3 separate regions of the Mus musculus genome follow, and all the other regions are linked to region 3. Evidence: chromatin loops called from intact Hi-C (ENCODE). Cell type or tissue: left cerebral cortex. All regions are shown on one strand. Links, peaks and the distances in the headings refer to the core of each region. The heading gives the core; the rest is flanking DNA. Region 1 has its middle 6.8 kb from the start of Gm32486. Region 2 holds the start of Lrrc27 (leucine rich repeat containing 27). Region 3 holds the start of Inpp5a (inositol polyphosphate-5-phosphatase A).

Region 1 (10,075 bases), core at 2,929-7,928, 88 kb after region 3:
CTGGTTGTTCCTTCAGGCAGAGTAGACAGTGTGGTGTTTCTTTGGACATTTGCTGGAGGACAAGGGCCATTCCTGGGCCAACCTCAAGATGGCTCTGTTCCGTACAGTGAGGCCAGCTTCCCTCTTTCTGGGAGTTTCCAGGCTTGGAAGAACATGCTGGCTTTCGGCTCAGCCAGAGAACATGAGGAGTTGGCTGGGGCTGCAACGGCCCTTCCAAATATGTAGGCAGGGCTGGGCAGCCCCAGCGTGGCTCTCTGGGGGCCTCCAGGAGGATGCAGGGGTATCAGGAGTGTCATTTTTCCAAACATGGACAATGCCAGACCTGTTGGGTCCACGTTGCCCTGTCAAGCCTGCTCCTGGGCCTCTCACAACTGAAGAAAGGAGTTGTCCCACAAAGCTCTGGGGGTATGGGGACAATATGAACTGCCCTGAAGGAGACACTATACTCTTGTTCCAATGGAGGTAGGCTGTGAACAGACTGGGGCACAGGGCTACCAAACTGGCGTTACATGGTGTTCCTACCTGGTGTTACATGGTATCTGGTGCTGGCTGGTTTGTTGAGGTGATAAGGTCCTGGGTGACGTGTCTTTTTGTTTGTTTAGTTGGTTGGTTTGGTTTGGTTTGGTTTGGTTTTTTTTGAGACAGGGTTTCTCTGCATAGCCCTGGCTGTCCTGGAACTCACTCTGTAGACCAGGCTGGCCTCGAACTCAGAAATCTGACTGCCTCTGCCTCCCAAGTGCTGGGATTAAAGGCGTGCACCACCACGCCCGGCCTCTGGTTGATGTGTCTTTGACAGCACTTAGATTAAGGCTATCAGCCACGAGAGGTCCAGGGTTGGTAGCTCCTGCAGTTCTTTCTGACTACTACCAAGAAGGGGACTAGTGGCCACTACTTGTCCCATTGCCTACCACTACACCTGCCAGGGGAAAGCCTCAGAAGTAACTAGGCAAGTAACAACAACAACAACAACAGCACACTAGCACTGTCAGTATTTAGAACCCTCCCAGGGCCAGGGCTCCTTCTTTAAGGATGACACACCCTTCCAGGGACAGGACACCCTCCCAAGATGAGGATATCTTCCTCAGGGCCAGAATACCCTCTCAGGGATGAGATGTCTCCCAGGGCTAGGATATCCTCCCAAAGGCACAACATCTTCCTAGGAGCAGGACGCCATCCAGGGTATAACACTCTCTTACAGTTAGGACAGCCTCCTGAAGTGTTCTGGCTGCCTAGTTTTCTGGTACATCCAGGGGATGCTTGTACCCCCATCTCCAGTCAGGTCTCTAGATGCTCCCAGCCCCACTGTCTTTCCCCAGACCCCTTTCCTAGTGAAAACAAAGTAGGGAGGGGAGAAGTCAGATGACTGAGGGAAAGGGGCAGCTTCCCCCACCCACCCTGTGGCATAATGAGTGCCTAACATGCTTCCTTCCCCCGGTAGGTCTAACACAAAAGGAGGGAGAAGAATCATAGGTTGTCACACATGGCAGCCTTCCATTAGGGAGCTTCCTGAGCCATGGTCCCCAGCGGGAGCCCTGGACAGTGCTGTCTCATGATACTTCCTGCTCAGCTTACCCTGGGAGTAGGTCAAGTAATGGTCCAGACTTTGCCCATGAATTCTAGTGTTCACCCAAGGGTGTCAATGACTATCCTCAAGAGGGCAGCAGGCTATTTCCCAGGCCCTTAAGTCCCTGCCAGTCAGTGTCCCCTCAAGTGCCAGTGGCCACTCTGAATGTTCACCATTGGTGGGAGGGACCCCATCAATTGCTTATGTCGTGTAATGATGCTGTATCCTGGAGACCCAGGCTGCTCCCAGGCACTAGGAGGTATTCAAGGGAGAGTTACTCCTCTGTTTTGACATTCCCTTCCCTGGAGAGATGTAACAACATCAGCCTTCTCCTTATAAGGTACCAATGACAAACCAAAGTTCACCCTGGGGAACCAATCAGTTTCTTAGGATTACTTGAGAGTAGGGATGAGGAATCACCGGCCAGAGTGTGGATCACCCTAAAAAGCTGCATTAGAAAATCAGACCCTGCCAGACAGTGGTGGCGCATGCTTTTAATCCCAGCAATCGGGAGGCAGAGGCAGGAGGATTTCTGAGTTCGAGGCCAGCCTGGTCTACAGAGTGAGTTCCAGGACAGCCAGGGCTATACAGAGAAACCCTGTCTCAAAAAACCGAAAGAAAGAAAGAAAGAAAGGAAGAAAGAAAGAAAGAAAGGAAGAAGAGAAAAGAAACCCCCCCCCAAATTAGACCCCAGCATAAGTGATGGCTTCCCATAGCCACAGAGATAAAGGCCCTTTCAGGTAGCCTTCTCCAGCCTATATGATCTCCACCTCCCTGCTATTAGGTTGGAAGAAGAATGGAGTCTCAGGTAAGAGTCCTCTCACCCTCCCCACACCCTCTTTCCATAAAGAAATATCAGCAATCAACTAGTGGGGTTGTGACAGTCTCTTGTAAGCAAGGAAACACACAATGAATATAGTGGTTGTTTTGCTGGGAGGCTAACATTCTAAAGTACCTTCCTGTCTACACAAGTGCCCAGGTTCCCTGCCTACATACATCTGCACAGGTGCCCATCGCTCCACCTGCACAGGTCCCTATTCCCCTGACTACACAGGTGTCCACTTTCCTGTGTGCTCCTGGCTTCCCCACATGCACAGGTGTCCACCCCTGCCTTCTCCTGAGTCTTCTTTTCTCCTTTGTTGGTCCTTCTCTGGCTGAAGCCTAATCCTGCTCCATTGGCTCTGTTTTTGTTCCACAGCCTTTCTGCTAGTATTTCCTTTTTTGGGGAGCACATCCCCACGGCCCAGCCTCCTGAGAATCTTTGGGTCTCCTACCAGGTCTCCACACTGGAACGTGACTCCTGAGGCCCGTGGAGCTCAATCATGTTCTGACTAATTTAGAAACAACCTAATGAACCTAATTCTCAGCTCTCCCCGGAGAAGCACCGCCATCCGTCCTGGTTTTGGAGGCTGCCTCCCCATCCCTCTAGAAAGAGCTAAGTAACCCGATTTCACTTATCCTAAAGAAGGCACGAGATGTATACACTCAAGAACCAGGCTGTGAAGTGCAGGGCAGCAGGCTGAGATGTGTGAGACAGCTGTACCTGGGCAGGGTCATGCAAGACTTCCTGCAGCAAAAGAAGGAAGGAGATTCAGAGGTTTTGAGATCCTCAGGCCAAAAGGTCTAGTCTGCCCACACGCATTGCCTCAAGAGTCCAGAAGCCAGCCTGGTATGAGATGCTCCATCCATCCATCCATCCATCTACCCCTCTACCTAGTCATCTCATACATCCACCCATCCATCTATCTATCTACCCAACCATTTGTTCATATCCATTCACTCATACATGCATTCCATATATACATCCACCCATGCACCCATTCTTCCATCACCCATTCTATCTCTATCTATCTATCTCCACCCACCCATCCACCCACCCACCCACTTATCCATTCATCCACCTGGTATCATTCAGCACTCTTACAAGCAGCAAAACAATTGCTGGAGACTGAGCCTGGAGAGGGGAGAGGGCACGGCTGCCACCAGGGAGGAAGGAGGGAGACAAGAGAGCCAATCAGAAATGGGGACCAGAAATGGAGAAACATTAGCCAGTGGGACAGGAAGAATAAAGAAGATAAAGAGAAGATGCTGAGAGCTAAATTAGCCTGGGGTATGGACCCAGACCCTGATGCCATTTTACTTGCAGTGAAACAACTTCCGATCTGTGGGAGGAGAGATACATGGAACCCCATATGTCTAGGGCCAGGCAGAATCTCTCAAGTGCTGGGGGCCAGGACTCTAGGAGCCATTATTTCTCTTAGCACTCTTAGGTGGGCCTCCCAGGTTCAAAGTGGGAGACCTAACAGAGCTGCAGCTGTGGTCAAGTGCAGCTCAGGGAGCCCCTTACTGGCCCCAGGGAGGGTAGAGCCCATTCAGATCTGCAGTCCAGCCAGCCAGAGGCAAGAGGCATCTGCATCAAAAGTTAGCCTTGCGTCTCTCAGGAGGCCTCTGCAAGCAGACACAAGCCACTATCCCAAAGTATATAGCTCTCACTTCTCCAAGTGAGCTCTCAGGCCACCTGGAAGGACCCTGAGGCCATTCACTCTCACTTCATTTTGTTTTGTTTTGTTTGAGATATAGTTTCTCTATGTATAGCCTTGGCTGACCTGGAAGTCGATCTATAGCTGACCTTGAACTCAAGAGGTCTGCCTGCCTCTACCTCTGTCCCTGCCTCTGCCCCTGCCTCCTGAATGCTGGGATTAAGGGTGTGTGCCGCCACCACCCGGCCACTGGTCACTTTCACTATTAGAGACACTATGCAAGAGGAGGGGCATAGGCTGTTGAGATGTCTCAGAGGGTAGAGGTTCTTGCTACTAAGCCTGGCAGCCTGAGGTAAATCGCTGGGGCCCACATGATGGAAGAAAATGGACTTCCACAAGTTATTCTCTGACGTGTGTGTGTGTGTGTGTGTGTGTGTGTGTGTGCACGCGCGCGCAACATATTTAGGGTCCAAGTCTATCTTTAGTCCCAGCACTCTGGAGGTAGAAGCAGGCAGGTCTCTAAAGTATCAGGCCAGCTGGAACAATATAGTGAGACCTTGTCTTTAAAGAGGGAGGGACTGGGTGTGGTGGCTCATACTTTTAATACTGGGACTTGGAAAGTAGAGATACGTGGATCTCTATGAGTTCAAAGCTAGCCGGTCTACAAATAGAATTCCTTGACAGACATAGATAACTATGTAAAGAGATCCTGTCTCAAAAAAATAGAAACAGAACAACAAAACCCCCAAAAGGAATAGATAGACAGACAGACAGACAGACAGGCAGACAGACATGAGCAGAGAAGCACTAAGCAGGCTGCACATTGCCAGCCTGTGTCATCAGTCACTATGTATATCCAAGATCAGACAGTTCTGTTTGTGGTCACGTGGGCACCAGCAAGGGGGCCAAGGACAATGGGACATAGCTTTCCAGCTGCACCACTCTTAAGCCAAACCAAGCTGGTGTAGAGAGCACACACAGCCTGTCAATTCCAGGACTGCCTGATAGAGTGTCGGAACCCAACACTTAGCTCATTCACAGTTTCGTGAATATAAAAGCACCTGCCCTCTGGTGAGAAATGTCTGGGAGGAAGTTTCTGAGGTTATCCCAGGTCATGCATACATTTGACTGTAAACTTCAGAGTACCAGTCATGAGTTTCTTCAGGTTTGCTGCCAGAAGGGCTTTTTGGATGGAGTTGCACGGTGTTCTGCTGGCTCTGGGCAGTTTCCTTAGAGCACCACGTATTCTGGAACTGCTCACACAAGTGTGGGGTGCCCTCTGCTGGCAGAGCTGAGAATGGCAACACCCCGAGATGGCAGGGCTGTATCACAGGGCTAAATTATGACTGTGAGCTGTGGGCATTCTCTGTGACCCACTGGAGTGGCTGTCATGGTCTAGTGATGCCATTTAGACCTGCCATCTCAAGATACTCCTCTTGGTACCCCACCATCACCACCCCATCTGCTGGCTTTGGGCCCTTGTAACTAAGGTGGGTTACCTGGAAGGGTAAACACTTCAGGGGCTCCTTGGCATTCCCCCCTGAGAAGTATCTTGGCATCTATGGTAAGTCAGCCATGTGTTTCTGATCTCACCCCACTTATCGCCAGCCTGTGCCCACAACCCAAAGGCAGTCAGGGGCATGGACACAATAGGAGCTACAATCCCCATTTGCTCATCAGCAATGATGTTCTGAGCTGCCAATCACTGGTGTCCTCTGGCCTAGCTAAATCACAGACTGACCCAGGCATCTGTCCTATGCTGGATAGGTACTCATGCTACATCGTGTCAAGGAGTCTCTACTTCCTGAGTCTTTGCCTGGACAAGTCCTTATGTGAGCTTCCATCATTCCCTGCAGCTGAAGCTAGAAACTTTGTATTGGTAGCTAATTCATGCCCTCTGTATAGCTCATTCTTGCAGACTTCTCTCACCCATGACAGGCCTTATTGGGCTCTTTCTGGGTTTGGGTGGTCCCTCTGCCCTGAGGGGGGCAGTGTCCTTGTTCAGCCAGCCATTCCTGAAGGAGGCAATGTCCTTGTTCAGACCCTATGAAATAGCCAGCCATTCCTGGGGTTGTCCTCTTGTTCAGCCAGCTATTCCTGGGGTTGTCCTCTGGAGAGGTCCAGAACAGATAAAGGGGGAAGTGACAAGGGCTAGCCATGCTAAAAGGCCACCACTAAAACCTTGTCTGCAGGGACTACAGAACACTGACTCCTCCTCCCCAGCCCTGTCCATCAGCCAGCAGCAAGCAGCTGCGCTAGGCCACAGCCTGGGGGAGAAACCGGAGCTGGGACCTACCAGGGGATGCCTGTTGTAAGAGCAGGCTTACCAGCGAGGCTTTCAATATGAGAAGGCCTTGCTGGGTACCGCTGGGTACCACGTCCAGCTTTCCTGTGTGTGATGGTTATGGTTAATTGTCAACTTGATACAATGTAGCTTTCCTGTGTGTGATACAATGTAGAATCAACTAGGAAGAGAGTCTTAGTAAGAAATTAACCTATGGGCGTGCCTGTGAGAGATTGTTTGTTTGTTTTTGAAATTGGGTTGCTATGGGAAGACTGTGGTGGTTTGAATGAAACCCCCATAGGCCCATAGGGAATGACGTTATTTGGAGGGGTAGCCTTGTTGGAGTAGGTGTGGCCTTGTTGGATACAATGTGTCACTACAGGTGGGCTTTGAGGCTGCTAATGTTCAAGCCAGCTCTCTCTTCCTGCTGCCTGCAGATCCAGTTATAGAACTCTAAGCTACCTCTCCAGTGCTGTGCCCATCTGCCCTGCTTCCTTGCTGAAGCCTAAGCAATGCTGTCTTCTAACCATGGTCTTGACCTACCCTAATGACCAGACACAGCAGCCTTGGTGCTTGGCTAAGCCCCTTGGCTAAGAGGAATCTATCGTTGCCCAGACACTGGGTCCCCTAAGGCTATCTGGTCCACGTCCTCAGGAAATGCTTCTGTTATCTGGATGTAGGGAGCATGCCTGACAGTGCTAGGGAGTGGAAGGTGAGGGCTGACCTTACAGATCTGCTCCCTGGTCACGAGAGGGGCCTTTGCACTTCGAGGCTATCAGTTTCCATTCCGTTGTGCTGATAAGATAGCCTGACGAAGGCAACTTGTGGGAGCAAGGGTTTATTTGGTTCACAACTCTAGGTTACAGTCCATCAATTCTGTGAATGTCACTGCAGCAAAAGAGTGAGAGAACTGTCTGCCTTACATCTGTAGTCAGAAGACAGCAATAGGTGTGCGCATGCGTGCATGCGTGGATGAGTGCGTGCTGGAGCTCAGCTTCCTGTCACCTTCCCATGCCTTCCAGGGCCCTGCCCATGAAATGGTGCTGTCCACATTCAGGGCAGGTTCTTGTTTTAGAGTTTCTATTGCTGTGAAGAAAGTCTATGATCATGGCAACTCTTTTAAAAAGAAAACAAAGGTGGTAGCACAGGCCTTTAGTCCTAACACTTAAAAAGCAGAGGCAGGTGGATCTCTGTGAATTTGAGACTAGCTTGATCTACATACTGACAGGATAGCCAGGGCTCCCAAAAAAAAAAAAAAAAAAAAAAAAAAGGAAAAAAGGAGGGTGGGGTGGGATGTGCGGAATCTTACTGTTTATCTTGGACAGACTATGTGTCTGTTTCCCTTCAGTCAATCACAGGGATATCCCTACCTTCCTACTATGGGTTACTAACACTGGGCACAGGCAAAAGAAAGGTCCAACCTACGTACTTGGGTTAAAAGCAAAAGAAGCAAGGTAGGGGTGATCAGTCTCCACCCATGGCCACAGGTAAATCACTTAAGGGGCAGGGCCCTGTAAAAGCACTGACCAGTCCACCCATGTGCCAAGAAGCTGAGTAGCTCAGCAGACCAGGGCCAGAGTGTTGGAACAAGGCTACAGACAGGCATAATAACAGTGGCCTTAGCTCTGGCATAGGCTCTCAGGGCCACAGAATCCTGGGACAAATGTCAGGAAGCCCTTGGGACCCGATTGAATGTGGGCTGAACCTGGGCCCTGGTATAGAAAGCAGCCTCCCTAACTTGCCTGAGCAGGCTGGGCTCTTCACGTGGCTCACCCATGTGCACCTGCCACCTCTGAGCCCCGCTGTCACCCTGCCAAGCATCCGGGTTGCTATGGAAATGAAGATGTCACCTCGTTCCTCTCCCAGGACCTGCACACCCTGTGCCAAGGACTCAGTGTGAGATGTTTGTTACAACTCAGCTTCTTTGAAAACACCCTCCCCCACTCCCCCAGGATGACTGCATTGACCTTGGATGCCCTGGCGTCAGAGCCAAGCTCTGCAGCCCCAGAGGTGTAGCCCATTTGCCCTAGCTCCCCGGAAGTGTGCTCCCTCATGTCTGTGCCCTCATGGCTATGCCACTCCAGTTCCGTGTCCCGCAGGATGGTCCCATGACTGTTCTCTGGGACTCTGCATCCAGGAAGAGGTACCCCCCACAGGTCTGTGTGAACTGGGGCTATGCTACTTCTAGCCAGTTTGCACAGCTAAGGAGAGACATGAAAACCTTGGCAGCCATGTTGCTACCACTCCCCAGCTCCCACCTGCAGCACAATGGAGCCTCTCTGAACTACCCTGGCGGAGCACCCTGGAAACCAGGGCTAGAGAACTGACCCACCCAGGGTCCAAGCATCTAACACTCCATATCCATCGGGCCACTGGCATTGTGTCTCTACCCCATGCCGGTATCCCTGAGATGCTATGCCGTCTCTTAATCTTTGAGGTTGACAGTCTCTGCTTTAGAAAAGTTCTTAAGCTCAGCCCCCAAAGTTCCAAAATATGTACATTTATCATGAAATCAAATCCACATGCAGCCCCTAGACCTTTGCCTGGCTCTCGCCTCACAACACTGGTCACAGGCTGTCCCTTCTTCTGTTTGTCCATGGCCCCTCTACCTAGTGCCTCTCCAACTTCACCCTAGCTGCCCAGAACCTTACCTTGGGGATTTTCCAGGACACCCCTCTCTCTTGTCTTAAAAAAGTGCTCACTTTTCTTAGATACTTAATCTGAGAAGAGGTGATTGTATTCCTTTCTCTTGGACCTGTCAGCCCTGAGCCTGGATTCCCCTCTCTGGATCTATGCAATACTGCGAAGTGTCGGCAGGTGGCGCCACTGCACTGTCGGGTCCCTTCCTGCTGGAGGCTAAGGGAAGACCACCCAAGGTGGCACAGCCTCCTCCTGCCTGTGACCCCACCCTGGGAAGTTCTAAAGGCTGAAGTGCTCTTGAGGTGGGGAGCAGCTGAGAGTTGTTCAGGACTCTGCTGTTTTAAGACCGTACCTAGAGATAGCGTTAATATCATTCTGGGGCACGAAACAGGGGGGGTGCGGGGTGGGGGAAGCAGAGCGGGGGTTTGTTGTTGCCTGCTCAAAATCTAGTTTCTTAAAGTGACCCAGCAAAGCCTAAGAGTCTAGCTCTCCCTGTCCTCCCTGCCACACTCCAAATCTCAGTCCCAAGCAGACTGGCCACAGGCAGTACCGAAAGCACTGGACATCTTCCCTGGGAATTCTGCCCTAGTACCTAGTGGTTTTGCTCAGCTGGGATTGGGGGAGGTGTAGGAAACATCAAAGTTCTTAGACAGACGGAGGCTTCAATCCTCAGACCAGCCAGACCAAAGCCAATGCCAATCAACCTTGGGTGCTGAAGACCAGCCCTGTTGGGGTTAAGGGGACATGTTAAATTGCTATCACCAGATGGGTCAGTTGGGACCACCAAACCTCTAGCCCCTCCTTCCTGCTATATGGCTTCCCGGAGGCCCTCAATTTGGGAGCCAGGCTACCCAGAGCTTCATGAAGGTCAAGACCAGGGACTCTGCTTCTCTTTGGCAGTCTGGCTGGTCTGAGGATTGGGGCCTCCATCTGTCTAAGAACTTCGATGTTTCCTGCACCTCCCCAAATCCCAGCTGAGCAAAAAAAAAAAAAAAAAAAAAAAACAAAAAAAAAACAAAACCCACTAGGTACAAGGGAATATGGAGGGGATGTGGGCCTAGCTACCACAGGCAGCCGGTGTAAGGGTTGTTGTTGCTATAAGGGAGC
Region 2 (10,075 bases), core at 2,194-7,193, 180 kb after region 3:
ATATATATATATACACACATTATACACACACATATGTGTGTGTGTGTAGAGTATATATATATGTGTGTGTGTGTATCCACACATATATATACATTATATACGTGTATATATATATATACACATACATACATATGAAATATATAATACTATAGTGGGATTATATATAATATATATTAGAAGTATATACTAGAAATTTTATCATTTTGTTGCATGCGTGGTGTGCATGCATGCAGCAGCACACGTGTAAAAATCAAAGGGCAACTCTATGGATCCAGTTCTTGGCTTCCACTTTTACATGGGCTCTGGGTGGGGCTGGAACTCAGGCCGCCAGGCTTCCCTGACAAGCACCTTTGCCTACTTAGCTGTCTTGCCGGCCCATGAAGGTGTTATTTCATAGTTGCAGTGTGGTTGGCTTACAGGGTCTTTTTCAAACGCCTCCATTCATGTTGCCGCTTTATGCTGTCAAAGCATTGTTTTGCACATTTATACTTGTGTCCACACTTGCCACAGGGTGGCATCGGATGTCAGGAATACTTCCTGAGTTTAACTCTAGAGTTCAAAAACTCTTAGTTATGTGACCTTGAGTAAGCTCCTGCACCTCTCTGCTCTTGGGTGTCCTTGCCTATAGAGTGGGGGCAATGGACCTTCCCTGGCAATATCTCACAGTAAGTGTGAGTGTGTCAGCCATGAGATCACACAGTAAGTGTGAGTGTGTCAGCCATTACCATTGTGCTGCCTTCCTACTCTTGGCAGCCACTGGCAGCTTCCCCCTGTCAGGGTGTCACTGCTCCCAACTCTACGGATCCCATCTTCCTGATATAAATGACTTCCAGGTTCTTGAAGATTGTTGATTGCAATAGTGGTGTTCTGTAAGTATGAAAATAGAACATCGGTTTGGAGAGCACCAGTCCCTGCCTGCTGGCGGCCGGCATGGTCTCTGGAGAGCAGAGTGGCAGCTGGCATGCAAGGTATGACACACGCCCTTGACTGGATGTTATGCTTGCTCCCACGTACACAGAGTACATAACCCACATAGAACATGTATGCCTCCGCGTACATGAGAATGCCTGTCTCCATGCACATACATTCCTCAGGCACATACGAATACATAGCTACATGCATGCACACACATGTGCCTGTCTCTAGACATGTGAGGATACATTCCCCCTCCCCACATAGGTACAGTCGTATGGTGGCAGATGTCCCCACATACACGAGGAGACACATCCTTATACAAGCACACGTGTCTCTGGGCCCATGAGGACACATGTCCTCAAAGACACGCACATGAAAGATCCTATCATGACCCTGCTTGACTTTAGCCTGCTCAGGCATGCTCTTTTCCTCTCAGTGTAAGCTAATCCTGATACTCAGAGTGGAAACCAGGCCTCCTTCTGAACACCGGAAAGTGAACATCAGAGAGGGTAACACGCCATCCCGCCCCAGCAAGCCTGGCAAGGCTGGCTCCGAGCTGTCTGGAGCCAGTGAAGCACCCGGTGCTGTGCCCTTCCTCCAGGTCCTATGTGAACAGGGTTCCTTTCTATGTCCTCTGAGCATCAGTGTCCCTAGTGTGGACACCTTCTGGGAACGACTGCTACACAGTTGCAAAATGGAGGCCCTAACCCCTAATGGTCTGTAGCTCTGGGTAGTTACTACAGACTTTCTGGGATAGCGATGCCTGTCTTCTCGGACAGTTATGAGGCTGGGTTAGACCTGAAAGACTTTGGAATTTCCTCCTTCCTGTCTGAATAAAGGCAATGGGCATTGCATATAACACAGTCGTCTTGATTGGACTCCTGAGAAAGGAGAGCTTCACTTCTTAGTGACATGTGAATGGCAGCAGCTGAAGGAGGTAGGCCCTGTAACTAACCATGCACTCCCCCTGGGAGGTGATGATACCCAGCCAGGCAAGGCCACAAGGACTGCTGAATCTGAGGCTGCTTTGGGTCACACAGCAGGACCTCATATACAAAAAGAGGGCCAAAGTGCTTGCTCCTCTCATGCCTTGAGAGCAGATGTGGGCAGAGTTACCTCAGTGCTGTGATGTAAGTTTCTGACAAGGTCTTTATGCATTTTACTCTGTCATCTTACCATATACCACAGTACTCTTTCTAAGTTCCAGATGAAGCTGAATGCAAGGACATTCTGTGACACCAGGGCAGTGCCAACAATGCCGGGGCATCCTCTATCCTGTCTGCCATCATCAACACTGCTTGCTCCAGAAAGCACAGGGGCAAGGCAACTTTACTAGGGAGTTCCCTGAAGGCCGGTCTGACACAAAGGAAAGCTGTGTGTAACATCACGAGAATGAGAGAAAATTTTCAAGTGTTTTCAGAGTGCCCGGGGAGTTCAGAAGAACATGTATTTTAAATCAGAGACCCAGGGTGTCTGGGCACTGATCTCCACCCGACTTTCTCATGAAGAAACACAACCCATGGTTGGCAAAGAGCTGCCCCATCCCGATACCTAGCTCTCTCTGTTGCCTGGCACCGCATCTCAATTGCTCTTTGTTGTGATCAGCCAGTGAAACGCCAGTGAACCCTCTTGCTCCTTCTAGAATTCACCTCTCTGAACAAGAGGAACAAAGGGCCAGAGCTGATTCTGCTGCTGGCTGCAGGCACGCGTGCATCCTAACCCTCCCAGCATCTGGACTTACTTGGAGGTTGGGAATTTTAAAGAACTTTCCCAAATGGCGCAGGCCTCTTTGACTCAGGTCTAAAACTGGTGAGGAAGAAAAGATGACCCCTTCAAAGTCCATTTGATCATCACCCTCTCTGGAAAAGTGATCGGGGAAGCTCTTGGTGGCGGCAGCAGCATCATCCTTGAGATCTTTAGCAGCCTTGGGGTCTTTAGCAGCCTTCTCGGCCACTGCTTGGGGGCTGGTGTCCTCCATGTGATGCGCTCCAGTGGCCACTGCTCATCCTTCTTGGTATGGAGTCACCTGGAAACAAGGGGGGTGGGGGTGGTGTGTGTGTCTTAGCAACCAGAAGTCACACGGGGGTGGGGGGGTGGGGGGAGGGGGGATGGACTCGAGTTGCTGAAAAAGCAACAGTACTATGAATTTAGCTTTAAACTTGTAAATGCTGGGACATAAGGAGGTACTGGTTATATTCTTTGCTCCTCACGCTGTACCACAAAGTTTGAAGAAGAGAATGACAATTATGATTCGAGAAGGGGGGCTCAAGTAGTCTGGGCTGGCCTCCAACTCACTGTGGTGAACTTCTAACTCCTGATCTTCCTGTATGCACCTCCAAAGTGCTTAGATGACAAGCAAACAGCCACCTGACTACAGTCTAACTGGAAGATACCAGTGGAAACAAGCATCCAGGATGAAAACACCGGGGGACTTTTCAAGTTTGCAAAACACCTGTAAGATGGGAAGAGATAAGACAGTTTCCTATTTCCACCCTGGAAATTCCTCTGCTTCTTGTATCCAAGACTCTGAAGTCAGGAAGCCAACCCCTGCCTCCCACACTGGCCCAGACCAGACCAAAGAGGTATCTAGGTGGGCACTAGGGAAAAACCTGGGCAATGACAATCTTGCATCTTAGTTCAATAATCCTGTTGCTTAGCCAGGGTATTACTTGCAAAACCATCCAAGCAAAGAGGATGGCTGAAAGATCTGCCAAATGCTGGCACACTTTCCTAGTTTCACTCTCCTTTAAGGAGCGGGTGACTTTTCAGTTAAGGAGCTGGTCTTAAAGGTGTACAATTCATGGGGAACCTAGGTCTGCGTTGGCAGGAGATATGCCACCCCCCCCCCCAAGCTGGGTAATGGGTCTCCCTAAGGTCTCCAAGCCTTTGCATAGTCTACGGCTTATTGTATTTTTTTTCTACACCTTGGAATTAGGAGGAAAGATTCTGCCTCCATCAAATTACATTGTAAGGAAAATGTGTGGACAAGAGGGAGGCAGGGGACTAGTGATGCTGTTTCCAGACTGGGCTGGTAGGGGAACTCGACTTTTGGACCTCAATCCCATCTTCCCAGGTGCGGCCACTGTAAAAGGGTAGGGGATCTAGTCATAGTTCTCTCCCACCACCGCGCCATCAAAGGCTGACGTTCACAGGACCCCCAGCAGACCAGACTCACTGCTCTGTGAGTCTGTGGCGGTCTCCTCAACCCAACCCAGCGTCTACTCCCGCCCGCCAGACTGTGACCCCGCCCCACAACCTGGTGGCCGGGTCCCATCCAGTGCAGCCGGCTAGCGGTGACTGACGTAACAGCTATCCCACCCTCCAGCCCCGTTGCTCTTCCCCGCCCACCTGCGACTCCGCCCTGACACGTCGGCTGCCCCGCCTCCGAGAGGCTCAGGCACCACCTAACAAACCAGCGAGCTGCGCGGTTTACCAGGTCGCCATGGAGACGCTGCTGCGGTACGGAGGCCGGAAGGCATCAAGTCGCAGGTCTGGCTTGGGATAGCTTCGGTGCGCGTGCGCTTACCGCCTCTTATGCTGGAGGTGGGCGACAAGGCCAGAAAGAAACTTCGAGAGGATGGGCTGGTGGATTCGGGGAGGGCTTGGGGACCCGAAGGAGGTCGAGTGATGCTTCTGCTGACCAGACCGTCTTCCAGGGCCATGGACCCTCGGGCCTCAGGCCTCTGGAACTGACCGCTGCCCTCCGCGCCTGCGCAGAAGCAGCTGCCGCAGTGCTGCGCTCTCGGCTTCCCAGGCTGGTGCCGGGTTTGCTGGCCCTTTTGTCCTGGGGCCTGGATCTGCACAGACTCTCCTAGTGTGGAAACTTGGAGGCTGTCCTTTTCCATTTAGAAACCTGCAGAGCAGGGTATTCTGGGAGGCAGGTCAACCAAGTCCATAGACCCTAAACCTTTAGAGAAAAAGGATCCCTCCCGAAAAGAGAAATTACGGGAACGTGGTAAACTGCCTTAGTATCAGATCTGGTGGGGATAGAAGGCCCGCTGCGGATTCTAGAGGATCCTGACCAATGAAGTGATATGGGTCACTCCTTTCTGGGGGCCAGAAGTTGAGATCTTAGCAATTTCCACCGTTTTTAGTGAGTAATGTGTCACACACAGAGCAACATGACACGTCATCAATTCTAAGGGAAACTATCGGAAATGAACTGGCCTGGACATTGAATTATGCCCTTAGCTAACGTGCTCAGTGATATAATCTTGCTAAACATTTTTGAAGTAGCAAAGCAGGATGGAACTGAAAGTATAAGATGGGACCAAAGTGGAAGTCTAGATCCAAAACAACAGCAAATTTTGTTTACTCAGGCCAGCAAGATGAGTTAATGCTTAGAACCTAGGTAGGGGAGAACCAATTCCACAGAGTTGTCCTGTGGTATCCCCTATATGAATGCAATAATAAATTTAAATAATAGAATAGAATTTTCAATTCATTTACTAATATATTCTTTAGGACTGAAAGTGAGATGGGAGTAAGTTGTAAGAAAATATCCCCAAACAAGAAAACAAGAAAACCTAGGAAACTCAAGAGTTGTGGGAGCCCAGTAGCCCTCTGATCAAATGTCTCCTGATGTCCCTTCAACACTGCAGAGATGGCGGCTGGCAGCTGGAATCCCCCCGAGTGTTCCATTGGTTACAGGTTGCTAAAGCTTGGGGTCAAGAGGTGCTGTGAGGAGCGTTAGGATACAGAGCAGGCAGGGCATTCCTGCCTGGCCACACAGGCCATCAGAGAGGCCCCTTTCTGGTGGCTCTCAGTGGAATGCTTGCCACGTACTCATGGGATCACCAGAATCCATTTAAAAAGTTCAGGTGCAGCAGTGTATGCCTATAATTCCTGTTCTTGGAGACAGGCAAGCGGATTCTGAGGGCTCACCGGCCAACCAGCCTCAACCACTGTGGAGCTCTAAGCCAGTGAGACCCTGTGTCAAAAAACAAAACAAACAAGTTAACAGCTCCTTAGGAACAACACCCATAGTTGACATTCAACCTCTACATATGTACATATACCCACCCACATATGTGTGCAGATATGTACACACACACATGCACACGCACACAAGTACACATGCTCCACCTTTCCTGCTACTAGGAAAATAGAATTATATCCAAAATTAGACATTAATTTATACACATTTGATTGGCAAAATGAGATGCTTGGTGTAATGGTCATGTGCTGGGAACTGGTGTCCATAGGCACCTCGGGGAGCCACTGGGTACTCCAGCCTAGCAGCATCTCAGCCCACTGCTTCATCCTACGGTTGTCTTGAGTTTTGATTTCCTTTAGAAGCCCATAAAATTGGTTTTTGTATCTGGTAGTTAATTATATGTAGGAACTCATCTTGCCTTTTTTTGTGCTCACTTTATTACCCAGCTAAACCGCCTCTGTTGAGTAGTTCTCTTGGCAAGTGTTTCTGGGCTATTCTCCTTAAGCTTATGAATGTAGCCTCTTTGTTTTCATCTAATTCTTGAATGACTATTTAACTGGTACGGAGTTCCTTGTTGACAACAATTTTCTATCAGAATTTTAAAGATATTGCTTGCTGGCTGCGGTTGAAAAGGCTGCTGCCAGCCCCATTGCCATTTCAGTGAAGGAAGCTGAAACCCTTCCGAAATCTGCATCCCTGTGTTTCTAGGTGCATACCAGGTTTCATTCTGTGCCTGGTGGGGACTATGTCCTGTGCTCAGGCTCTTGCCAGCCTTTTTTCTGCCATTTTATTACATGTCTACACCCTGACCTTGACTCACATTGCTAGCAACCCCTCACTATTCCCCCCTCCCCTCCTCAGAATGGTTCTTCCTCAGACTTACCCAGCTCCTGCCATGGCCATCTACCAGCTCACTAAAGCTTTCCCCCTGGGGTGCAAACCTCATTTTTCATGTCTAACTCTTTTCTCCTCTCTCTCTCTCTCTCTCTCTCTCTCTCTCTCTCTCTCTCTCTCTCTCTCTCTCTCTCGACATTTGTTGGCAAAATGGGACACTTGGTGTAATGTCCATGTGCTAGCAATCACAGGGTCCCCCTGCTGGGAACTGTGTCTGTAGGCACCTTAGGGAGCTACTGGGGACTTGAACACAGGAACTATAGAGAGTTCTGTGCACAATGATCACATCCTCTTTTGTTGTTGTTGGTTTTTTTGAGACAGGGTTTCTCTGTGTAGCTCTGGCTGTCCTGGAACTCACTCTGTAGACCAGGCTGGCCTCGAACTCAGAAATCCGCCTGCCTCTGCCTCCCGAGTGCTGGGATTAAAGGTGTGCGCCACCACGCCCGGCAATGGTCACATCTTATGGCTCTAGGTTCTTTTTAGAGCAGCTGCAGGAGATGTGCCTCTGCTGGGCCAGCAGGTCTGCAGAAGTCACTTGATTAATCAAAGACCTGCGGAAGACAAGGGGACACATGGATTAGTGAATTTCATGAGTCAACGGAGCATCTCATACCTCTGACTGACTGAGAAATGGCTGCCAGCAGCAGTGGGGAGGGACCTCTGTGCGACACACCCTTGCAATGGCTAAAGCTAAGCAACATTAAGGGACAGAAAGAGTGAATGATAATGCTGAAGCAAAAGAAGATGGAGGAGCATCCCGGCATCCCAGGCTGGGAAGAGGGATGGCAGGACATGCCAGGGGTGTACAGAATGGGGCTACGATTGGACATGAGCTCATATTGTCACAAATAAGTAAGGCCAGCCTAGTGAGGGCTCAGAACAAACTTAGTCTGTAATAACTACAAATGGGGCAAGAGCAGGTTGAGTTTATCCTGGACTCTAGGTCTCTGGGCATAGCTGTCTTTTGCTACTTTCTGGATTCTTTCTTCTTCTACCCTTTCAACCTGTAACACTAGGTATGAGAGGGGAAAAAAAAAAAAGAATAGAGGAGAAAGGGGACATCGTTATGTTAGAATACTTCCTGCTGATAAAGGGTGTCAAGTTCCTTGGGGCAAGTTTGATCTTTGCCAACAGGATATCTAATTTCTTCTTCCTTTTCTTCTCCCCCCCTCTCTCCCTCTCCCTTCTCCCCTCCCCTCTCCTTTGTGTATGACTACTTAACAAACCACAACTAACAACCACCACCAACCCTGCCTTTTGGGGTCCTAGCATTTATATACCTTCTGAAAAGTCCCCAGGATTCCATATGTCACACAATCACAGAAACTATCTGCAGCTGACAAAATCATGCCCCTGAGGCAAATCAAGCATGAGGCAAATCATAGCTGCTGTGGACAATCTGAGGTAGTTCCATATCCCACCCCTGGGATTATAACAAAATTCTTACTTTAATGGATAGCCGTATACTATCTCTCTCTCTCTCTCTCTCTCTCTCTCTCTCTCTCTCTCTCTCTCTCTCTCTCTCTGTTTTAAAGAAAACTCTCAAAATGTTATTACATCTGGGACTCATAAAGGGAGAAGGAGGGATAAGAGAGGGTGAAGCTGGATTCAGTGAGATCAGAGAAAGGAAACATACAAGAGAATGGGAATGGACCGGTCCGTGTGAGGTTCATCAGGGTTTGCACACTGGCCCCCAAGAAGTGCCAGCATTTAGGGGTGGCTCAATAAACAAGAAATGCTTTTGGCAGACTTGAGGGTTCCAGGAAGGTACCAGGGAGATGATCTTCCTAATGAGGGCTGAGCAATTAGGAAAGTCTTTATTGGCTGGAAAAGTCCCTGGCTGTAGATCCATCAAGGGCAGAATCTGTGTTCACTCATTGGAGTCTTGACCCCAGTTCTTCATCATGTCACTCTGCGGAAACAAGGCCGCTAGAGAGGTCACCGCAGTGAGATGTGGATTTCTAAGTGGGCCCTGATCCGGTGTGACTAGTGTCCTTGTAAGAAGAGCTCAGGCACTGCCACAGGACTATGGAGTGTGTGAGGACACAGGGAAATGTCATCTACAGGCCAGGGAGAGAGACCCCCAAAGGAACTGGTCCCACCATGCCTGCATCTTTTCTCCCAGTCACCACCAAAGTCGGGAATAAATCTGGTGTGTTAACCAGACCGTAGGACTAACTTGGCAACGAGAGCTGACTAAGTCAGCCCAGTCCAGGGAGAGGCAGGAAATGGGTGTGGGAGGCTGATGACAGTATCAGAGGCAGATAGAGGAGGAAAAATCCATCTTCCTAGGTATTTAGGCAGATGCTAAATACTGTCAAAACACTTAAAGTCATGGTTAGTGCTCATGCTAAGCTCTCTAAGGTCTTACAGTAAACCCTCCTTCCCACTAGTCAGTAAAGACCATGGGAGGTGGGAATGATTTGGATCTCCAATTAACATCTGTTGGACTCTCCTTTGCTGTCCTTGTGGCCTCGAGCCAAAGGATTGGCAGCCAAACCCTTAGACCATCACAACTATTTTCAACAACCCATAGATGTCCTGAGACAACTGCAACTGCTTGTTCTGGCTCCTGAAGGCACAGGCCATTTCAGATTGAGCGGTTATCCTGCAACCATTTTCACTTAGGCCAAAGAGAGCACACTGCCCCCTGGTGGCCGAGAAGAAAATCACTGTGACTGGTGATAATAGAAATTATGAAGGGGAAGGGCGGAAGGGGGCAGTAACTATCTTCAGAGAGGTGGTTATAACAGTTGGTACCAGTCAGAGGCCCCCAACAAAGGTGGTCTGTGGATGCCACCCAAAGTAGGGCCTGTGCATAATGTCAGATACAGTTTCCTGTGGTATACAGATGAACAGAATTCTTGTTTCTGAATATTGCTTCAAATGATTAGAAAGCCGGCTTCCACCTGTTATGGAGGATCATGGATCAGGAGTAACCTTGGTTGTAAAAGCGTGTAAAAGTGTGTAAAACCACATTTGGTAAAAGCGTCTGGACCAATGAGAGACTTTCCAGTTATTTGGAGACTAGTGTTTTATTTCTGGTTTCCATGGCTATCTAAGAACTTGAATTTTGAATCTCTCTATTTCTTTTCATTTCTGACCACTTCTGCTCCTTCAGCTTGTTACACTGGTCTTCAAAGAAGCTGCAACTGTCTTTGAAAAAGGATGCACATGCTGCATGCTTCAGAATCAAACACACCCGGGGGAGCTGTTGGTTTATGGGGTACAACATATGTAAAGGGGACGAAGAGCCATGTCACCTCCTTCCAGTGTCAGCTTGTCCACTTTTAGGAAGTGCTTTTGTGACTCATGTTCAGAACTCAGTAT
Region 3 (10,075 bases), core at 3,394-8,393:
GAGTGTGGTCTATCTGAACCTCCAAGGGGAGAAAAGGGCCTGGGAGCAAGCTGAGAGGGAAGAGTGGCAGGCACATCAGCTGGAACCAACCATGTGAGGTAACAGACTTGTTTGGGATGCAGATAGTGAGGGTCAGATTAATGCAAATTAATCATGGAGACAGTGCTCTGGGGTGCAGTCAGTTCAGAGGTTGAGTAGGACCAGACCAGAGGACAGGAGCTGGTCCAGCAGTTCCAACATGAAAAGGCAGCACTATTCTGTATGCATACCCCAGGACAGAGGGCATGGAGAATAACCTGTAGCCTCAGCAAACTCCAAGGAAAGGCACCATATCCTCATCAGAGAGATAAGCCATGAAGACAGATGGCCCACAGTCACAATGGCCAATCAGTATGTCAAGACTCTGCAATAACTAGCCCATGGAGACACTCCTGGAAATGAGCTGAAGGCTGCAAAAGGGAAACAACACCAGAGGCGGTGTTCTGGACTTGCAGAGCACTAGTGTCCTGGTACCACACTCAGGGCATACTTCTAGCCAGGATCCCTGACATGAACAGCAAGCCCAGCCCACCTAGAGCCCCTCCAGGGCCTGAGACCCTCTGCATCAAAGTTGATCTATACAAGCAAGCTATCCAAGCATCCTGTAGAGCACCAGCTGGCTCAGCTCCTCCTTGTGGCACAGGGCAGACACCTCTCAGAACAACCTTTCACAGTTTAACTGTTGGGGAGCTGTGCAGGAGTGCACTCATCACTAATGCCAACCACAGACACAACAGTGACTCAAGTGTCTCGAAGATGGGAGTCCAAAGGCACACTCACAAAACAGAGCAGCTTCGAGAGATTGTGTGCTTAGGAGCCAACCTCCCACGAAGCCCGCAGGGAGGCTGCATTAAGTTGGTAGACCACACCCCCAATCTGCCAATACTAGAGTATTTATTAAATCAGAGTAGGATTTCCATATCTGGATCAAAATTCTCCTCACATGAAAACAGGCAATGGCCTCTCACTGGTCTTACATTTTGATGCTCCATTCTTCTTCATCATTAAGGAGAGCCCAGAAAGTTTTCTCACCACCATATCTCGTCAGGAGGTTTACACCAGGGTCCTTGGTCCTTTGAGAGGTTCAAGACTAGGCTACCTTCCCTGAGAATTAGTGCTGGACCTTTCTAGGTTTCACCATGCCTGAAGGCCAAACCCTAAACTATTCTTCAGGAAAAGGACGGTCAGAAATGGCCACCAAAGCTTCCAAATTCCCTCCCTGCAACTCCAAGGGTGATGTTTTCAAGGCAGACCTAGCTAGCCAAGGCCTTACCTGACTAACAGAATCAAGAGTCTGGCCAGCACAGGCACCTCCTGAGGCCTTTGAAGAGTGTGGGAGAGTCCCAAGTGTCCTACTGAAAAGGACTCAGCTACTGCACTGAGAGGGGAGCAAGTCTATCTTCTCTGTCTCAGGCACAATGGTCGCTCAGTAAGCTTGCATAGGGGCAGGAAACCCAGTGTGAGCATTGCTATTGTTGAACAGCACAGGACGGAAGACAAGCAACTGGTTACTCTTCTTAAGTCTAAGCCTCTCAACTTACTGCCTGGGACAGGGACTCCTGGGTTTCTGGGACTTCCCAATCAGACCACCAAGTCCATGAAAATACCCATCATAGATTCCAAAAGCAAGCAGAGCCTCCCCGCCCCACAGCTAGCTGCTACTGGGAGGAGGACCCCTGAATGCTAAGACTGCTCAGGTGCCTGAGTGGGCTGTGTGAACATAACTCCCCAGATGTCACTAACGATCCAAGAGCTCTGTCCTCCAACAGCTCCACCCTCAGTGCTGACTTCAAAGATGGGAAAATATTTAATATTCCAAGCCGTTCCCATGTACCCATGCCCCTCAGCACCTCTGGAGCAATGAAAGCATGAAGGATGGATGAGGCCACATGGAGAGAGAGATGCTGCACCCTCACAGGCTAGTCAGTAACACATGGTCCTCCTCCCTTCACTCTGGACTAGAGCTGGGGTGCTGGACAAGCAGAGCAGGGAAGCAGAGGACCACCAGGTGTATCTCAAAAGTCTAAACATTGTCTCCCAAAATTCTAAACATTGAAAGAAGCCAGGAAATGATGTCTGTGGAAAATCACCTGTGTTTACAAGTCAGAAATGGTTTCATACCATGGTCAGAGGCACCAGTAACAGTAGCATAAATGTTGCAATAGTGTCTCATTTGATCCCACCACCCCGGGAGACAAGTGCTGGGTCTTACAGATTCAAAAAACTGACTGCAACTCAGACTGCTTGCTGAAATCTCTGGTCACAAACAGCACAGCCAAAAGGAAGAATACTAAGACTCCTCAGCCACCTAACTATTGTAAGACCAACTAGGGAGAGGCGAAGAGACGAGTGGTCCCAGTTCTTTCACACTGGGAAAGAGTTAAGGGGAGGGGCATTCTCAGCATGGAAACAGATGATACCAGGTTTCTAGCCATTCTCAAGATTCTAAACATTGAAAGTAGCCCTTTCTAGCAGGAAAGGCCAAGCCACTGGCAGCCACATGCTCTGCCCAAGAGAAAAAAAAGACAGGTGCAACAGTCTCACTTCAGGGAACTGTCTTAAAGGCACATGTATCGCTCTTGCAGAGGACCCAAGTTCAGTTCCTAGCACCCAATTCCAAGGGATAGGTGCCCTCTTCTGGCCTTGATAGGCACTATATTCATGTGCACACTCTCATGTGTGCATGCGCATTTACAAATAACTTTAAAAAGAGTGCTGGTTTTCTGTGGAGAAAAATTGCAGTGGGCCTGGCTGGGTGCCCTGTGCTCCACAGGACTGTCGTAGCTTCAATTTGTTTGCAGTTTGGGGCATCACAGAGCAATGGAACCTATGTGAGGACAGATGAGAACATGGCCAGGGAAGGGCTAGACTGGCCTGGCTGTACCACCCTGAGAAGAGAGAATGGAAAAGCAAAAACAGGGTCTCCAAGAAGCCAAGTCTTAGAAAGAAGAGCAATGTTAGGTACTGGGGGGATAGAGGGAAACCAAGAACCACTAGGAGGGACATGAAATGAATGGGGACAGGGGACTGAAGAGCTAGCTAAGCTGTTAAGAGCACTTGTTGCTCTTGAAGAGGACCAAAGTCTTGGCAGCTCACAACTGTCTATAACTCCACTCCCAGGGGATCTGAAGCCTTCTTCTAACCTCTGTGGGTACCAGGCATGCATGTGCTACACATACATACATGTAGGCAACACACATACCTGGAAAAATACACACACACACACACACACACACACACACACACACAAGCCACATTCTCCACAGCTCTACTTCCAGGAACCAGGAAACTCCAAATAGACAAATCCACAGAGATGGCAAACATTCTAGTGGTGGGCAGTAGCAATGGAGGGCGAAGCCAATATACAGGGCTTCTCTGTGAAGTGACTTGAGTGTTCTAGAGCTGTTGCAAGGAAGTGACCCTAGTCCTGACATCAAGAATCCCAGAGTGAGGAAGTGTGGAACAGACCTGGGAAGAGGAGTGAGGTGGAGACTGTCCTCTAGGACAGAACAGGCTTGTGCTAGGCAGACTATAGCCCCTTCCGCACTAATGGTGAAACCTGGCAAAGAGGACAAATCTGAAAAGGGAGGCGGGAGAGAGAAATGGGCCAAGGTGTCTGCCTGGAGTCCACCCACCCACAGCAGTTCTGACTTGCCTCTCTCTGTCCCATGGCTCAAAAACATTTGCTGACTAGGACCCTTGGTCCCTACTAACACTGCCAGTTCTGCAAGACCATGTCTGCCTGGAAAGGGTCACTTGGGAGTTAACTAAGCAAAGCAGGAAACAAGCTCTAAATAACATCTTGCTCTGAATACATAGCAGGACCAGGCCAACACCGCCTGACCATGTAAGGGCGGGAGAACTCTGAAGCATGCCTACAAGCATTTACCTTCTCAGCTCACCACTAGTCCACACGTATGGAGTCTAGAGCTACAAACACAGCTGTTAAAGCACCAGCCAGATGGGCAGAACAATCATAGGCATGGCCCGGGTCACCCATTCCCTCTCTCCTAGTGACGTTCAATCAAACTAGGTGTCAGCCAGAGGCAATGTGGCAGTCACTACTAGAAAATGAGAACGTATCAGGTGCCCCTGGCTCCCTGGAAAGACACTTCTGAAGGGTCACCAGCTGGGACAGAGGTCCTCAGAGGCTGATGACTCTTCTCCCAAAGACTGACTGAGCCAAGGGTGTTTTGTCCTAACACTGTGCAATGACTTTAACTGTCTCACTCAAGGGACCGTAGAGCTTCCCTGCCCTGGCGCTGGGTATAAGCGACCAATTCCTCTGCCATTAAGCAGAGTGTCCCATGATGTTCTGTGCTTAACATTTTCAGTTTGACATTTAAAACAATGAGTACTGATAGTACAACACACACACACACACACACACACACACACACAGGCCAACTCTGTGGGGTCTTCCACAGTTGTTAAGAACATGAAACAAGTCTACCTACAGTGATGCCTTTGGACAAGACAACAAGGTCAAAGGGCTCCACGCCACCAAAGGCCCTCAGCAGCACAGCTCAGTAACTGCAGTGGGCCACCCTGCCAGGCAAGGATGCCAGCCAGAATGGCTGGTGAGACAAGAGCAGGCTGAACAACATGTTCTGGAGATCCCAGGGTACTGACGACAAAGCTATGATTAAAATTTACATACATGGGCTAGGGCCTATAGCAAAGCAGGGAAGGCCAGGGTTCAACCCCCAATTTAAAAAAAAAAATGTACATGATGTTTTAAGAGGGGTCACCTCTGGATTAGGAAGAAGATGGGAGCATAGGAGGGGAGACTTCTGAAACTACAAATGCAGAAACAAACCACCTACTGCTTGTGCATAAAAGGAAAAACTGCCTTTGGAGCCAGCATGACTGTTTCAAATCGGACACTTTCCTCCTGGGAGCTGATTCCCCCAAGCAACCGCTCAGGCCCTGGGCAGGGTAGTGTTTGTTTCCCACAGCAAGAACTTCTTTACACCGCTGGAGAGATCCATCTGTCACCAGGGGTGCATGGCACACCAAGGCGCACAGTCCAGCACAAGCACTCGCTAAGTCCAGTAGCACTGAGGAATTAAAATCTACCTCACTTGAGAATTGGCCACTTTCTCTACCCAGCTTCTTGCCACAGCACCCAGATCCTGACCAAGGAAGCAGGCCACAGAATATGAGTGTGCCCTTCTTGGTCATTCCATTGAGGGCATGCCTGTCCCTGGGGACTGGTTTGGAATTAACTTAGGTACAATTCATTAAGACAGACACTCTTTTGCGATATAAATATAGTGTAAAACTTCAGAGAGCCTTAAGAAAACAAGTAAAAATTCAGATACCATGTTGCTAAAAAGTGGGTTAAGGTGGCCATGGTGGTTATACCACCTTTAATCCCAGCAGATGCAGGTAGAGCCATCTGCCTAGTCCACACTCTAAGTACCTGGCCAGTGAGAGCTATGTAAGGGCTCTATACATAAAGAGGGTGAATTAAGTCACCCCCTTTAATATCAGCGGAAAGAAGTATGTACGTATCCAATTGAAACACAACAAAAACTCTAGAACTCAGAAATCAAAAATTACTAGAAAGAATGTTTCTCACAGCAAAATTATTTTCCCTTGGAGATGAAAGTGCCCCACCATGCCTAATTTTCCTGACATTTCTGAGGCTTTGAAGCCACAGCTAACGGATCTGAATCATCCGAACAAAAACCACGCTACAGTGACATGTTACTGGAAGGCCTAGAATAGAGTGCTAAATATACAGGCCCTGGTGGAAAAACGATCACACGTGAAACTACAGCAAGTTGTCCATTGCTTGAGCGGACAGACAGCGCCTCTCTAGCAGGGAACTAAAACACTGGCATGTCTGTAAGTGAAAATAACAAAATATAGCAGTAACGCCTGCCTTTTACTAATAAAAGCCAAGCTTACGCTGACTGTGAACCCAGCTCTGTGAGACTCTTCTCCCATGCTCTCTGCCAGGAAGGAAACAGGACCCTCGCCTGAAATCTACATCAGGCCTGTATCCAAGCCCTGGCACCATCCCGACTGTTCACCTAGGTAAGGGGGTGGGTGGAGAGGGAGGAAGGGGAGTCAGTGGCTCCAAGGTTTCATCTGTGGCATTACCCTTTCTTCTTCAACAAGCATGCCACTTGGAGCCGCATCCTGCTTTATTTGGGTTGGCAGTTTAAGTACCAACAGCGGGGTGGCACCATGGCTGCAATGCTGAACTAGGTCAGCCCCAGCCTGCTCCAGGGAGCTCCCAGTGCCCCAGGCCTCAGCTCCCTTCTGCCTCCCAGAGGAGAAGAAAGCCCAGGGTTCCAGGGTGGGACTGGAGAAGCCGTTCTACAAGATAAAGGCCTTTGGCATCATTTTTGGCCTTGAAGAGCTTTTCAGCACCTTCTCATTTAGTAAACAGGAATATAAAGTCCCCCAAGGCTTGAAGAGAGCTACCTCATTTGAGAACTAGTGCTATTGCAAGTTACATGGCAAAATGAGGTGCCTCACGCCTCAGGCCCCTCAGAAGACAAGACCAAGGGATGGGATATAGGTACCAGGACTCAGATGATGGAGCTCAAGGTTTGGGACTGAGGTCTATTGGGAGGAAGGTTCGGGGATGGGAGATGGGGTGTAGAATTAGAGGCAGGGACCTCACTCTGGGGCCAAGAGTAGGTGTAGGATCTGAGGTTTTAGGGTAGAGACTCAGAGTTCAGGGTCAGTGTGGTATGGGTTGAGAGGAACAGGACCAAAATTTTTGAAAGCTGGGTTTCTGGAACCAGAAATCAGACTTGGGGGATCAGAGTCAGAGACTGGGGGCCAGGGGGTGAATCAGAAAACCTGGGGTCAGCGTATGCTTGGGTTTGGAAGCCAGGACATCCAAGTATCAGGATTCTGGGTCAAAATTCCAGGTCAGTACTTGTGGCTCTGGAGTTCCAAGGCAGGAAAAAGATAGGGATTTGCTGTCTTGGGAGCAAAGCAAGGAACCAGCATCAGGATTCAAGGATCTGGACTGAGTCTGGGTTCCTGTAGTATGGGTTAAGACAGGGGTTCAAAAACTGAGTCTTCGAGTTTGGCCTCGGGTACCAGAAAAGCGGTGTTAAGGTCCCGAGTGTGTAGCTGGAAGTTTCCTGGCCTAGGGTACCCCCCTGCTATGGGGTCAGGGTCTGTCTGGGGCTTGGGAAAATCCTGGTCGGAGTCTCCAGCTGTGGGTAGGGGGCATCAGAGTCACACGTCCCAAAGACAACTGGCCCGGAGTCCGCGGCTATAGAAGACGCTGTAGGGGCCGGAATTTAGGGTCTCCAACTGAAAATGGGGATGTCAGGGTCCCGGGCTGGGAGACTCCTAGCCCGTAACCGCCCCTCCCTAGCCGACGGCGCGGCACTTACGTCGTCGAAGAGCGAGCCCACGTTGGCCGTGACCAGCAGGACCGCGGTGCCGGGGGCGGCCGCCTTCCCCGCCATGGTGCCCGGGCGGAGCGGGCTCTGGACTGGGTGGCGGCGGCCGCTTCCTGCGGGGCCGGTAGGGCTGGGGTCTCGCGGGGCCGCGGGGCGTCAGCTGCGCCGGGGGACAGCACAGGGGCGCATCGCGGGCTTGGCGGGTCGGACCGGGCCTGGCCGGGGCTCCAGCCTCGCGGTCGCGGCTCTTCGCTGCTCCGCGGCCCCGCGCCCGCTCGCCGCCGCGCCTCACAGCGGCCCGCGCGCAGCCATTAGACCCGCCGGGAAAGTTCCCGCAGCCGCCGCCGCCGACTCCGGCTGGGACAAGTCCCGCCCCACAGGAGGTGGGACCCTAGAAGGCGGGGCTGTCGGTCGCGCCGGGGGTGGGGCCTCCCTATGGGGCGGGGCCTGCACACAATCTACAGACTTGGGTCTTAGGCTCCCTGGCTCCGGGTCCACTGGAAGGGCGGGTTCTCGAGCCTGAGTCAGGCTGGGGGTGGGGTTTGTGCAGGGGCGGGCCTGCTCACAGGAGCTAAGCCTAGGGTGGGGCGGAGCCAACACCAGATGGAGGAGGGGAGAGGCGGGCATATGGGGCATTCCTGTCAGTCAGGCCCCTGAGTCCTCCCCTGGCTTTGCCCCGCCCTGCCGCGGTTACGCGCATATTCCACCCTCCACTCCCATGACGTCACGACCCTGTTACCAAAGCGCTTCTTAAAGGAGCCGCGAGTTTGGACGACTACAGCCCGCCTTCTTGTTGGGAGCCCTGGAGATCCTTGGAACCTCTGTCCTGGCCCCCCATCCCCCCCCCCCGATGTGGAACCGGTCTTCAGCCTGGGTCCAGGCCCTCGCCGGTACGGGGAGTCTGACGTAGGCGGACCGTGGGAGGGAGCAGGGCCACGGAGAATTAAGGAGGAGCCTCCTCCAGTCCCAGCTCTGGGTCTGCAAAGAGTGGGTCTGCAGATCAAGTGTATGGGATTTTGCAATTTCCTAACACGTCCACCCAGTTCCTTATATAGGACTTTGCTTACAAAACAGAAAGCTGTTGGCATCCAAAAACAGAAAACTAATAAATCCTTTTAAGAAGCAAGCGTATTGATGTACTCCTGTAATCCCAGTACTCGGAAGTTGTGGCAGGATTGCTATGAGTTCGAGGCCAACCTGAACTCATAGCAACCTAAACTAGCTTGAGACCATACCCCGCCCCTCCCACCTAAAAAAGAAAAAGTTCAGATTAGGTGTTTGGATAGCCAGCTGTGGCCCCCATGCCACACCCAAGGACAGTTCCCAAGGTGGGGGATGTGGTCAGTCCGGGAATTTTAGCCACCAGAGAGAGCTGGAGGTGGGGGGCAGGGAGGTATGCTAGTTAGAAGAACAGAATCAGTCCTACATGTAGAAGGAATCAAGAAATTTCTCTGAGATAGAGTCAGTTGTTCCTGGAGGTGGGACGGGGCTGGTAGGGAACATATAGTGAGCTGGGTAACCCTTGCTAGTCTAGGCCTCCAGAAAGCCCTGTCCAGTGGGGCTGCTGCGCTGTAGCCTGCGAGGAGGCATCCAAAGAAACAGTACTACAGACATACTAGAACCCTGTTTGCAACGACAGTTCTTCTGGTGGGTTCATTCTTTAATTTTGTATTTAGTTTGTATGTATGGTGTGCATTGGTTCAGACACACACGCTACAGAAAACAGGTTGCAATTATCAGTTCTCTTCTTATAGCATGGGTTCTGGGATTTGAATTCGGGTCATGAAGCTTGGTGACAAGGGCTCTTACTCACTGAGCCATCTTGCCCGCCCGCTATAGATGGACTTTTCAGAGGTTAACAACCGCCGGAATTAATTTTAACAGGGCATTTACTTAACGCAATGGATGTGAACATCATCCAGTGTGGAACTAGCATTTAGCAATGTTAATGAGCTTCCCACAGCAAGGCTTTGAAATGAGTATCTGGTGCTTACAGCGCAGTGCCCAGTAACCACATGCTCCCTACCAAGTGTTTCCCAACTCTTGGCACCATCTGAGAAAGAATTCAGAGATGCGACAAAGAAAAGGATTAAGAGAAAGTAGTATTACAGAGAGAAGCCCACACTCAAGGAGTCAGTGTGTACAGGCTTCTGGAGAAAAACCTGTGGCCGTGCTTTTGAATGCTCTATCTTATAGACAAGCTTTAGAAGAAGAGAGGGTATTCAAGAGTTAAAGTTAGGGAAAGACATTCTAAGACTGGATTGGCACTTTACCAAAATAAGGTTTATTCTCTCTTCTGCCCTTATGGGTTTAGGGTTGTCATGATGCCAAGATGCATGATGGGAGCAGGCAAATTTGCACTGCCAATGAGGTGGAAATGCTGCTATAAAGAAGCAAAGACTGGTGTCCATCTTCACCCCACTTTGCACAGACATAGGGTATGCTCCTACTGCTCTGCTACACTCTGCAATGGCATCAAGCTCAAGCTGCAGTGTGGTTTGCCTTTATCTCTGCCTGTCTCTAGTCTACCTCTCAACCCTTTTATTCCACAAAAATCCATCTCTCAACTGATTAGTGTCCACACCACTCAGTAGTAGATGTCTGCTGTGAACTGAACTGCGTACCCCATCCAGACTCGGTAGACTTAAGCCCTAACT

Evidence for each region. A loop is a pair of places that touch in the nucleus more often than their neighbours do. Peaks named below come from ENCODE experiments on the same cell type or tissue, not always from the same donor. Only the 100,000 strongest peaks of a DNase experiment are listed, where the experiment ranks them.
Region 1: it touches region 3 in a loop (5-fold over the local background); 19 of 42 quality-filtered maps call a loop at or near these places.
Region 2: it touches region 3 in a loop (2.3-fold over the local background); 9 of 42 quality-filtered maps call a loop at or near these places.

The regions. Positions count from the first base shown.
Region 1 is chr7:139,298,725-139,308,799 of GRCm38, reverse strand. No RefSeq gene overlaps it. Among named protein-coding and RNA genes, the nearest start is that of Gm32486, 6.8 kb to the right of the region's middle. In left cerebral cortex, for the core only: a CTCF peak has its summit at 5,343 (motif pointing left); a DNase peak (open chromatin) is centred at 5,321.
Region 2 is chr7:139,207,541-139,217,615 of GRCm38, reverse strand. Lrrc27 (leucine rich repeat containing 27) reads right to left here and starts at 4,628. Exons shown (of 11, transcript NM_027164.1): 1 at 4,349-4,628; 2 at 2,657-2,941. The coding sequence starts at 2,893. It also overlaps a transcript of Stk32c not described here. In left cerebral cortex, for the core only: a CTCF peak has its summit at 4,163; a DNase peak (open chromatin) is centred at 4,332; H3K4me3 peaks cover 1,438 bases; H3K27ac peaks cover 1,374 bases.
Region 3 is chr7:139,386,799-139,396,873 of GRCm38, reverse strand. It overlaps Inpp5a (inositol polyphosphate-5-phosphatase A), which reads right to left and starts at 7,765. Exons shown (of 16, transcript NM_001127363.1): 1 at 7,410-7,765. The coding sequence starts at 7,484. It overlaps Gm46004 (a long non-coding RNA gene), which reads left to right and starts at 7,727. Exons shown (of 2, transcript XR_001778314.2): 1 at 7,727-8,308; 2 at 9,733-10,075. In left cerebral cortex, for the core only: CTCF peaks have their summits at 6,322 and 7,235; DNase peaks (open chromatin) are centred at 5,784, 6,275, 7,360, 7,989 and 2 more places; H3K4me3 peaks cover 2,779 bases; H3K27ac peaks cover 2,234 bases.